2 separate regions of the Homo sapiens genome follow, and region 1 is linked to region 2. A link is a loop called in an ENCODE intact Hi-C map of the cell type or tissue named here. Cell type or tissue: mammary epithelial cell. All regions are shown on one strand. Each heading gives the region's core, and the rest is flanking DNA. Links, peaks and the distances in the headings are about the cores only.

What was found. A loop is a pair of places that touch in the nucleus more often than their neighbours do. Peaks named below come from ENCODE experiments on the same cell type or tissue, not always from the same donor. Only the 100,000 strongest peaks of a DNase experiment are listed, where the experiment ranks them.
Region 1: a loop joins it to region 2, with 8 times the contacts of the local background. A loop is called at or near these places in 2 of 110 quality-filtered maps.

The regions. Positions count from the first base shown.
Region 1 is chr1:198,347,456-198,353,413 of GRCh38, forward strand. No RefSeq gene overlaps it. Among named protein-coding and RNA genes, the nearest start is that of ATP6V1G3, 190 kb to the right of the region's middle. In mammary epithelial cell, for the core only: a CTCF peak has its summit at 3,194; no DNase peak of the experiment used is centred there.
Region 2 is chr1:198,275,976-198,281,933 of GRCh38, forward strand. NEK7 (NIMA related kinase 7) reads left to right here. Exons shown (of 10, transcript NM_133494.3): 6 at 1,986-2,094; 7 at 2,979-3,086. Among named protein-coding and RNA genes, the nearest start is that of NEK7, 120 kb to the left of the region's middle. In mammary epithelial cell, for the core only: no CTCF peak of the experiment used is centred there; a DNase peak (open chromatin) is centred at 3,066; H3K27ac peaks cover 303 bases.

The DNA of each region.
Region 1 (5,958 bases), core at 1,983-4,482, 72 kb after region 2:
TAGATGAGCTGTTAGACAAAGCTGAAATCTGATCAAGAAAGATGTAGTATGTCAAATTAAGAGCTTTCAATTTCTTCTTGCAGATGAGGGGAGCTACTGAATAATTTTCAGCCAAAGAGCGACTTGACCTGACGTGAATTTTGGAAAGATTGCTTTTACAGGCTGTGGAGGATGGATGGGTAGAAGCCTGAAGTTTAATATCTGAGAACATATCAGAAGCTTTCAAGTAAAATGAAAGTACTGAGATAGGTTTGCCACCATTTACAAAGAGACAATGACACTCCTCCTTCTTCTGACTCCAGGTCAAGTAAAACAGAATGATTAGGAAATAAAAGGGTGGAGGAAGCTAGGTGAAGCTCATTTGGGGCCTCCTGGCATTGGTAGGACCCTGCCAAGTCCTACGCAGCTACCTATATTCATTTAGTAAAATATTCTCTGCCATGGCAAGATCTACGAGGAAACAATCTAGGAAATCTCAAACAAAATAATGATGGCTTCCTTTCCCTACACCTTTTCCCCCAACATGTCCCCAAAGACCCACAGTCTGTTGTGGATAACTTTCTACCACCCCCAAGAGTTCAAATATTTTTTGTCCATGCTTTTGAAATCTCTTTTCTCTCCTGCAACTCATCTTTGTAATGGTTCTCCTCAGTCCTAGATTACTCATTTAGGGAGCAACTTATTTTTAATATAAATTTATTTTAAGATAAATAAGTAGATAATTTACTAATTAAATTACTAATTGGAGTCCTCTTACCCCTATTTAGCACAGTGATCAGACGTTCCAGCCTTATGCTTGTCTCTATTTGCATTCTAAGCCAGTGGGTTACTGTTTTCTCTTCCCTGCTTATATAGACTATATTTGGTTTTATTTTTCTCCATTCACATACCCAAATGTGCTTGTTGAATTTTTTTTTTGAGTTGGTAACTGTTACTTAATAGCACCTGGAGCAGATTGCATAACTTTCTGGTATTTTTCTGTTGTGAAAAATTCAGTCTAATTCAGTTTGAATACTACTTTTATATTTGATTCAAAGTTGTATAAGTTTTCTTAACTCTATCAAGGGCCAGGCTGGAGATATAGTAGATTTAAAGGAGGCAGGGAGGTCTATTCTTTCTATCCCCTCTCTACTTCTGCCCCTTGAAGTAGACACAGGTTGATGGAGCCATGGTCAGGTTTGAGGATCTCTCTTCCTTATCAAGACCTAACTCTTTTGATGTTGGATGCTAGGAAAGGGAACAGGAAGGAAAAACAAACATCATTTTACTTAATGATGCATGGTGGTGGCTTTCTCTGTTGATTATCACCTCCCCTCCAACACTCACAGACCATCAGTTATTTTACAAATCATCAGTGGTTTACCTGGATCCCCACAAGCAAATGCGAATCCAGGTTTAGTGAGGCCTCAGCTGAAACAATTTCAGAGACCTTATTTAAGGAAAATGATACAAAGTAAAAATGCAAAATTAGGTAAGGGAGTAAATGCTATTTAAGGTGAGGAAAGAAATCACATATTGTGACAATTAAGAAGCTGACAAATACCAAAAACATGATAGAATTACAAAAAAAAATTTATTATTAATTGTTTAACACACACTTAACACTGTTTTTCACAGCCTTTTTGGTTTTCTACTCTTTTTTTCACTTCTCCACATGAAGACAATTTTATAATTTCATTTCATTTTCTATAGAAAAATGTTTGCTCAATTTTTAAATTATAATAGTACATAAAAGCTTTCTGTGGCTTCATAACTTGTATTTAGTCACATCAAGTAAATTTTTAGGGTAGTCATTCTATTCGTTTTCCTTCAAATATGAGTTATAATATTTGAAAAGAAATTCTACATCTAGCTCCTGGCTTCAAATATTTAAAATTTTATTTCTCTTCCACGGATTACAGACTTTCTATGATGAGTTTTCAGGACACATTCCTATTATGACATGACCTTTGGCCCATACCTTCATACTATAGCTTTGCAAAGTGGGCACACTAGATGCTAGGAGTATTTATGGAAGCCATTCTTATATTAGGAGAGCCAGCAATAACCTAATTGTGAACAGAAATGGCTGAGACCCACATAAATGTATCTCACTAACCCAAAACTAATTATATCCCTAAGTTTATTTCCTCTCAACTGCATCCCAACATGCTACCCAACCTGAAAGGAAATGTGACGGAAAGGAAAATGAAGTACAGAGACAGTGATCTTAAGACATTTTGGTTACAATAGCTGTCTTAGTCAGTTTGGGCTTCCACAGCAAATACCATTGACTGGGTGACTTAAACAATAAACATTTACTCCTCACAGTTCTGGAGGCTGAAAAGTCCAAGATGAAGGTACTGGCATTTGTGGTGCCTGGAGACAGCCATCTTCTTGTCATATCCTCACATGGCCAAGTGGGATGAGAGAGTGGGGACAGCCATCTTCTTGTCATATCCTCACATGGCCAAGTGGGATGAGAGAGTGGGGACAGCCATCTTTTTGTCATATCCTCACATGGTAAGTGGGATGAGAGAGTGGGGATGGAGGTGGGATGGGGTGGAGGGGAGAGAGACTGAATCTCCTAATACATCCTTGAAGTGATATTGCTCTTCAAATGTTAGTGTTTAGTTTATAATATGTCTTTTATTTGGGATTCTTAGTTGTCAATTGGAAGGCAGTAGGAGAAAATATAAGTCAATGTTTTCTTTTTCAACCCAATTTAGCACATCAATTAGGAATTGAGACACCTACTCCTCTCAGTTTTTTTTGTTAGCTCCACAGTTTGTTCCACTTCAGTCCAAGGTACAGATTGCTCACCTTTCCTCTTCTATGTTCTCTTCCTCTTTTCTCCACCTCTCCCGCCTTATGTCTCCTTCCTTTAAGTTAGGTCATATTGCATTCCAAGGGGTTCCTCAATAAAAAAAGAACCTTAAATGTCATCTGGTTCAGTAGTTTCGTTTCAAGCAATAAAAAATAACTCTCCTATGCAGACAAGTATTTTTGAAAGGACCCTTTCTTGACCTCTGGTACACTGAGCAACCCCTTGACTTCAGCCCTTTCTTACCTGCCTTTAACAAGCAGCCCTTTATTAAATTGTTCTTTTATTTCAAAGTTTTTTCTAAATATCTTCATTTTCTTCTTTTATCCTTGACCCTCCCCTGTCTACTGGCACACAGGATGTCACTTGCATTTATATTTCCAACTGCACTGCCCCCTAGGTGGCTGAACATTCATGAACTGAGATTTCTAAGGTAATTTTACATGGATAACCTTTTATTTGTTGGGTAAGATGGGACTACACTTTAATAGGTAGTAGATTTTGGAGGGAAAATATGTTTATTTACAACCACAAATTCTGCCTGGTTTAGTAAAGTCCCACATATGGCTGAATTACTTGCTTCAAATAAAAAACCCAAACAAAACAAAAACAACCTTTTCCAGAACCCCAAAACACACGCATGTGCACACATACACATACACACAAACAACATATCCTAAAACAACAACAAAAAATCACACTGAGTATGCACAATAAGACTATGCTAATGGGAGGGATGGATTATTTAGGAAAAAGATGTTTCAATATTTAAGGATCCTGTGTGGGGTAGAATCACAAAACATCAGGAGAAAAGAGAGCATTTTCCAAAGAAAGGCTACCTTATTGGTTGGCATATTGAATCAATGGCAAATAGATTCTTCAAACTTCTAAATTTTTTCCATCAAAGATGAAAATTAAGTACAAGCAGTCTAATTTATACCGTTCTTAGAATTTAAGGCATAAGGAAAATGGCTTAATAAGGAGGCACTCCCCTGTCAAATACCTTTAATGTGTATTATAGAGCTTTTTGGTTGGAAATAAGACTTTTTAGTCTAATCTGTCAAGTATGACATGTCAGCAAAACTTGATCAATTATGTGAGTGTTTTATGCAGCTAAAATAATAAAGCAACTGATACTAATCTTCAGTTAAAAATGACTGATCCTGCACATCCATTCATGGTCTTTTAGTTAGGCTGATGTCTGGACTTCATTTTCATTTCTCTTTGCACTTGATGTTATTCTTAAAGCTCTCAGCCGCACGCTGCTTTTAAAGTCTTAACCTGCAAGCCATTTCTGCTGTTTGTCAGCTTTGGTTTTTCACTCTTTTGTTCTCCAGTACTGACTTCATTATTTATAACAACACAGGACCATATGCAGACTAATTTTTATAGAGCCACCCACTCACTTTTGGCATATGAAAATTCTGGGTTTCTGAACCACCTATCTAATATCCATAATACATATATAATCATACACCTATATATGTTAAAAGACTAGAACTTTAAATAATACCAATGGCAGGTTCAGACTGATATTGCAGTTAAGTCATATTGTCTTGAATATTTTTAACCCTATTCAGTGAATGTTTTGGTTGAGGGTTACCAGTCATTAGAGTTTAATGGATTATTTCTTTTCTAAGATTTGTATTTACTTAATACAGAAAAATACCCCTTCACCAAGGACACAGCAAGATCCTCTGTGAAGAAGTAATAAGGTGATGACAATATGTGTCCCCTCTCCCCATCCACGGTGTAACCAGGATAAGATAGATTATCCCCAACTCCAGGTAGCTTCACAAGTTGCCAACCTTATAGAATTAATTTGCATGTGAGTTTTAGGATAAAATTATCATGTAACTGAAGCAGTTTAGCATGACCAGTAGCTCATATAGCACAAGCACCTCTGTGTAAGTCAGTTTAGGTTTTAGTAAAGTTTAAATTTTCTTTTTAAGAAGTGTACCACTGTAAGAGAAGGAACTTAGAGAAAGCCAAGACCTTTCTTTTGTGGGGTGGGGGTGGGGGGAACTATCTCAGGGAAGAATGTAGTCATTGCTGATGGAGTATTTTCATATTAATTAGAAGCCTTAGATTTGTTTTTGTTGCCTTAGGATAAGCAAAGCATACATCTCAGACTGGTATGTAAATATCTATATAAATAATGTTTGATTTTCAACATGTGTGAGTATTAAAACATCAAGTTTATATGTAAGTTACAAGACCAATCTTTGCATGTCTTGTCACTATAGGGTTAGATTCAAATATGGATGGTCCTGAACCTTCTAAAATTTTGGAAAACTTTTAAAGAGTAATACACAAAATTATCAATATACCATTAGATAAAAGTGAATATGTACTGAGAATGAGTAAAGAAAATGTAAGAAATGAAAAATGTAAAAGGCTGACAAATCTCATATCACAAATTCTAGAAAAATAACAATATTTTAATTAATTAGCTGCTTGCATACTCCTAATTTTCATCTTCAAATGATAAGAATTTTGTTATAATTCTAACTGAGAAAATGGAACCATAAATTTGGTCTTTTTCCCTATGTGGTTGATAAAAATTTGTTTTTTAAAAATTATTGTTAGATGTGATTTCATAGACATTCTTGCCATTTGTGGGATTGTCAGGGGTTTGTAACCTACAAATAAAGGAATTCTTGTTTATTCTATTTCACTTGATTTTTATAAAAAAGAAGAAAATTCAGTGTACACTTCTATATGCTTCATCATCAAATATGGAAGAGAACTTTCATCTTGACTAAGCATCTATGAAAGCTGAATCATCTACTTACAAATATACATGTTTGATAACCGCAGGGGGTTTCTACAGATTTGCTTCTGCCTTTGCATATTTTACACTTTGTTTCTTCTTCATTGCTCACAGCTAACTTACTTCCAGTACTGGTTGCCAAAAGTCACACTTTGTGTGATATCTGGCCAGGTAGGTTTGTGTTACAATGTTCAGTGAGTAAGCAAGGTAAGTCTTGGAAGTTATTCCTACACAAAAATGATTAGTGATAAATCCATTATACATTGAAGTGATGAAAACCACATAAATGTATCTAGGTATTTCATGAAACATTATCTGTCTTATGCAGAATGGATTTGATGAGCAGGAAGTAGCAAATACTTCAGATGCTTTCATGATACAT
Region 2 (5,958 bases), core at 1,945-4,444:
AATTCATGTCATTCTTTAAAGGCCTATAACGAATTTGGATACTTAACTCTTAGACCAGGTCATTCTGAGTAGTAGTATATTGAATTCAGCTTCTTGTCATCAGGTTTAACTTGTAAGTTACAGTCTCAAAGAATACAAAAACATGAAAATAATCAGATTATCTTGGTCCGGTAACGTCTTCCCTATTGTGCAATTTGGGGGCAATTTTTAAATTATGCCTTTTCTTTTAGATTTGATTTCTTTTTTATAATGGTATTTAAAAAGTAAACTGCCAACTACATTATAATTATGATGATTTCAAAATCCGTATTAAAGCATAAAAATTTGTTTTCATGGTCTGATACACACATGATATGTTATATTTATTTTTGAATGAAAAGAAACCTGGTCCCCATCTTCCTGTTGACATCAAACAGTCCTCTGATATGCTAATCCAGCATCAGGGAGAGCACATATACAGGGTTTATTTGGACTCATTCCAAGTCTGAAAGAAAATTATGTGTAAAGAACTGATTTTGTAGCATTGCCCCCTTTGAATGAAAACTGATGTTGACACAGTCTGCAATTAAAAAGACTTAGTATTGAAACATGATATGGGAGGTTTCTAACATTTTAGTAAGACCCTGATTTGCTTTTTAATTACCTGGTCATCTAATTGTTATTTATTCTTTGGGATGTAATGTTACTGATATAATAACTATTGAAATTGCTAATAAATTTATTTCTGTAATATGTGTTATAAGAAAGATTAAACTAAGATTATTAGCTTTTCCTTAAAGATTTATCTTTTGGTACATACCTTGAGTACATATGAGACAGTAGATATAATTTTTTGCTAAGTATGAAGTAAGGATATCAGCAGATTTCCTTGTACTGTTTTTCCATTCAGCCTGCCCTCAGCTGGTCACAGGTGTAAAAACTGAAAGGTAGCTGTTTTAGAATTTTCTCAAGTATAGTTCCTCCATATTCAATAACAAAAAATCAATTTAGTTGGACTTCTCAAAATGTCTTTGGATAAATTGCATTAAAGTACATATTTAAATTTTAATACCTATATATATTTTAAAACAGTTAAAATTATTAGAAAATTTTATGGAAACCTATTACAATGCAATATTCATGTTGGTCATTTATAGGTATTGTTAAATGGGAAACCAGTTGCATTTTGTTTTTGAAAAATAATTTTTATGTGTTGAATCTTTGTAAGTCTTATGAAGCTAAGAACTTTGTCCTTGAAGTAGTATATTATTAGTATAGTCTTCTAGCAGATTTATTGTAGAAAAAATGAGCATAAATAAGTACCTCTGGTTTTACAATTATTGTAGTATTTGCCCTCTTATGTGCCAGGACCCCTCTCCTAAGTAGCCTATTGGTGCTGTCAGCTTTTTGCCTGGGCATTCCTGTAAGGTTTTTCTTCCATGGAGTTTAGTTTCATTCATTCAAAGCAAAGTACAAGTTTGACTTGCATTGTGCAGTAGAAATATTCATGAAAACTTTCTACATAAATTCCTTTTATTTGTTTAATTTTTAATAAATTATGATATTTCAAATCACCAGGGTGGTTCAATATTTAAAAGGAATTCTGTAGTGAAACCTTCTGCCAGGAGAAGAATTGTCTTTTAATGAACATAATTACCTACTGGTATCTAGACTTTTTTATTCTGGCTCTTCTTAAAATCAAATTTGACATCTTCCTTTTAAGACAAGAAATTGTTTTATATAGATGTTAATTTTTTGAAATAGTGGGACATCACAAAAAGGTACTGTTACACAGTTTCCGCTAACCTTAGTTATAATAGGAAAAAAACTTAAGCCATTATGTCAGATAAAATTATTGGAATAATTTCAGTATAAAGATCATATGCTTTTTAGTTGATAATGGTAGATAAAATTAGCTGTTTTTCTGACTTACGGATTTTTGCTTACCAGAATCCAGTCTTGAGAAATTTTAGTTTTTATAGTTCTTATTTTTAATTTTCAAAAAGCATTTTAAGAAGCAAAAGAGGCTAATTCCTGAAAGAACTGTTTGGAAGTATTTTGTTCAGCTTTGCAGTGCATTGGAACACATGCATTCTCGAAGAGTCATGCATAGAGGTAAGATAAAATCATTAAGTACTTTTAATCTTGTTTTAAATGATGTAAGTTCTTCAAAGTAAATGTCTTCAAGTCAGTACATAATACCATACTTTTTCAGGTAATTATTTTCAAATTATAATTATGCTAGAATGTTAAACCTTTAAATAAAGCACTACTAGGTTTTAAATAAGAATGTAAATTAATCTGCTTGACTCTTTTGAGCATCTTACTAACCAGTAAGATGCTGTTGGTAAAGATAAGACAGCAATCAAATATATATAAGGAAGAGTTTTTTGTTTCTTCAAATAAACAATGTATATCATAACCACTTAGATTTTTAATATTCAGTATTAGCTCAGCATTCTTTTCATTCAAGTGGTTGAGCAGAGTGTGTTAACATTACATCAATAAGTAATTGATCCGCTGATACTGAAGTGTGAAAAATTTTAATACAATTCATTTATGCAATTAAGATTTTTAAAGCCATCTAAGTAAATAAATATGTGCCTTATAGTGTTGTCGTGGTTTTATATTTTATGCAAATCTACCAGTAAGTTAATTTTTATTAAGATATTTTATTTAAAATTGATATCAAAAGGACACGTGTATTTTGTGCTTTGAATTTCACAGGTTTTTTGAAAATGGAAAACAAAATGCATTTGAAATAGAAATTAATAATCATGTTCATCATGCTACATTGATGATTAGCTGTCTAGCAGAGAATCGAGAACTCCTAGGTATTAGGATATATCAGAATTATTCAAAATAAACTAATTGGTTCATAAATCAAACTTTCATGATTAAAATAAATTTTAAATTCTGTCACGAAAAGTAGTTGTTAATTCCTTTAAAATTTCTAAAATGTCTATCATCTTTTACCTGATCCCTTCATTTATTCACAGATATAAAACCAGCTAATGTGTTCATTACAGCCACTGGGGTGGTAAAACTTGGAGATCTTGGGCTTGGCCGGTTTTTCAGCTCAAAAACCACAGCTGCACATTCTTTAGGTAAGAGACACAATATAATTTCATTCAGTTACTTTGTGTATGTGTGATTAAAAGATAAGAGGTATACCAATTACATGCCAGCTCTTACATTCTTAATAAAACTATTTTAAAAATCACCAGGTCCTGAACAGATGCCTGCAACTCTCTATTAGGTATAAGGTTTCCTCTAATATGACAGTTGGATACTTCTGTTAACTTGACCTCAGGCAGACACTGAGTTAAAAAAAAAAATGCTGATAAGTCTGGTTTAACTATTGCCATAGAAAAGTCCTTTTATTGTACATTTAATAATAGATAATATGGTGATTAAGCTGTCTCTTGGAAGAAGACTTCACCTGACCATTTAAAAATACAATAGTAGTTTGTAAATTTTTATTTATTAAAATAAAGTATATGGCTGTGAGTGTTATTGTTTAGAATTAATAGAAATTACTAAAGGAGATCATTTTTAAATTGAGTAACTTAAAAGGAGTGATAGGGCTTATCTTAAAACTCCTCAAATTATATATTCTCCTTGTAAATACAGGACTTAGATCAAATGGTGACAATCAGAATTAAGTAAAAGTTATGTTAAAAATAAGTTTGCTTAAATTTAATGGTGCTCATCTTTGGTGTCATAATTTCATAGAAAGCCTTTTTTTTAATAAAATTGTTTTGAGATATGAAATAAAAACCTTTTAAATGGCCTGATGAGGAACAAATGAGTTATACTAAATAACAAAATAGTGAAATGAGCATCTGAATTAGTTGACTAGAGATTTTAAGTTTTTCTGGCTTTGTTACCTAAGGTTCCGTGTGGCCTTGAACCTGTCATCGAATTTTTCTATATTTCTAAAACAGTACCTAAAACGTAAGTAGGTACTCAATTAATATTTGCTGAATTACAAAATATTGTATCCTAATTTCAAGAGTGTTAGAAAGATAATGCTTTGCATTTTTAACAGGATTTCAATTTTGTCAAATATTTTGAGAAAATGAAATTTCACAGTGATGCTGAATAACATAGTTTTTTTCTCCTTTCACTTCACATTTATTTTCATAGAGCGTTATAATTTTTCCTGAATAAAGAAATTTGACATGAAATTCCATAAGAAATGGATAAGTTTGCCCAGCACTTTAATAAAGTTTTATTGGGGAAGTTACAGTACATGCAATACAAAGAGTGGAGGAGTTCTATAGAGAAAACCTTGGACTGTTCCAAGCCAGGGCCATTTATCACTAGTAGATAGCATGTTTTCACTTTATATTACTCATCTGAATAGAAGAATGTCATAAAAGCATTCTGTCACTAGTTTAGTTAGAAATGCCAGGCTACAATTACACACACACACCTGCACATGCCCCTGCTCATGCACACACGTGTGTTGTTTACATGCTGCTTTGCAGACTGTCTCTGAGCCTGCTGTAGTTATCCAGTCTGAAGGATCCAGCATTATTATATGAAACCCACTTCTTAACCATTTTGTTTGGTTTACCTGATACTGCCTCTTGTAAAAGTTCTAAACAGAATTTAAGAACATATATGCATCTCCAAATTGAGGTGATATGCTAGTAGAAATTATAGAGTAAAATTAATTTGAATAGATTTAATAATTCATTATGAATTTCTCATACCAAGTTTTATCAAAATCAACTTACCTAGGGTCATGTAATTATATATATGTAATATATATACATTATGTATATTTATATAATATATATTGTTTTATATATATAATGTGTGTATATATACACATTATAAATAAACATATGCTCATGCCCATAATTACTAAGCATTCTAAGACATACCTGAAATACAGCAGTGAAAAAATAGAAATGAGACTGTTTTCTTAACAGATGAATCATAGAATATAATTTTTTCACAAGTATTTTTTGTTTTACATATTATTTTGAGAAAAAATATATCCTTAAAATAAGAAAATTTCCTTTATCCCTTGTCTTCTCTGTGAACTGAAGATTTTGATTGTTTAAAACTAAAGTTCACTAAGCATAGTGCATTGAATACAAATAATTAAAATTTGGACTCCAGTCTACTAAGGCTCTTTGGACTCCATAAAAATCCTACTTAGAAGAATCAGGAAAAATTCTCTGCTAACATACAATATGTATAAAATAGCAAGGATAGAAATCCTGACAGACATTCTTGATGACAAATTGACCCTAATTTTTACTTTTGGAAAAGTATTACTCTGCTATGTTGTCATATATTTTTAAGAGCAAATTTAAGTTTTCTTCTCAGAGTTGGCACTGAAAAGTAATTGAAAACGTGGTGACCTATGCAAATTTATTTTGCTTATAGAAAACACAGTAGAACTATAGATTTTATTGTATGTTGATTCATTTTTTAATTTTACTGAGGATACAATCTATAGGTCATGATTCATCCATAGAGCAGGTATAAATTTCAGTGAAACTATAAATAAATGAAATCTCTATGTAGTTCATAAAGAAAAATCTGAGTAAGTTTACTTTAAACAAAGTTTGTACTGGAGCCAAATTTCTTTTAACTTTGGAAAGGAGGTATTTTCAGGAATTTAATTTTAAAATGCAAAGATATATAGGATTTTAAAAACATCTTATGCATTTATATTTTCAAAATACATTTTTGTTGAAAAATCAAGATACGATTTTAACTCATTTTAATTCATTAATAGGATCGTGCACTTCCAAAACTATTTTGTATTTAACAGTCCTTAAGAGATTGGCAAGTCTTTGCATTTTCAATTGTCTATTCATTTTGTGTCTCTTATTTGTATCTTTTCATTCCATAATAAATCAACATACAATAAAACCTGTAGTCTGTCTTCTGTAGCAAATAAAGTTGTATAGGTGGCCACATTTCCAATTAGTTTTCAGAACCAATTCTTAAAAG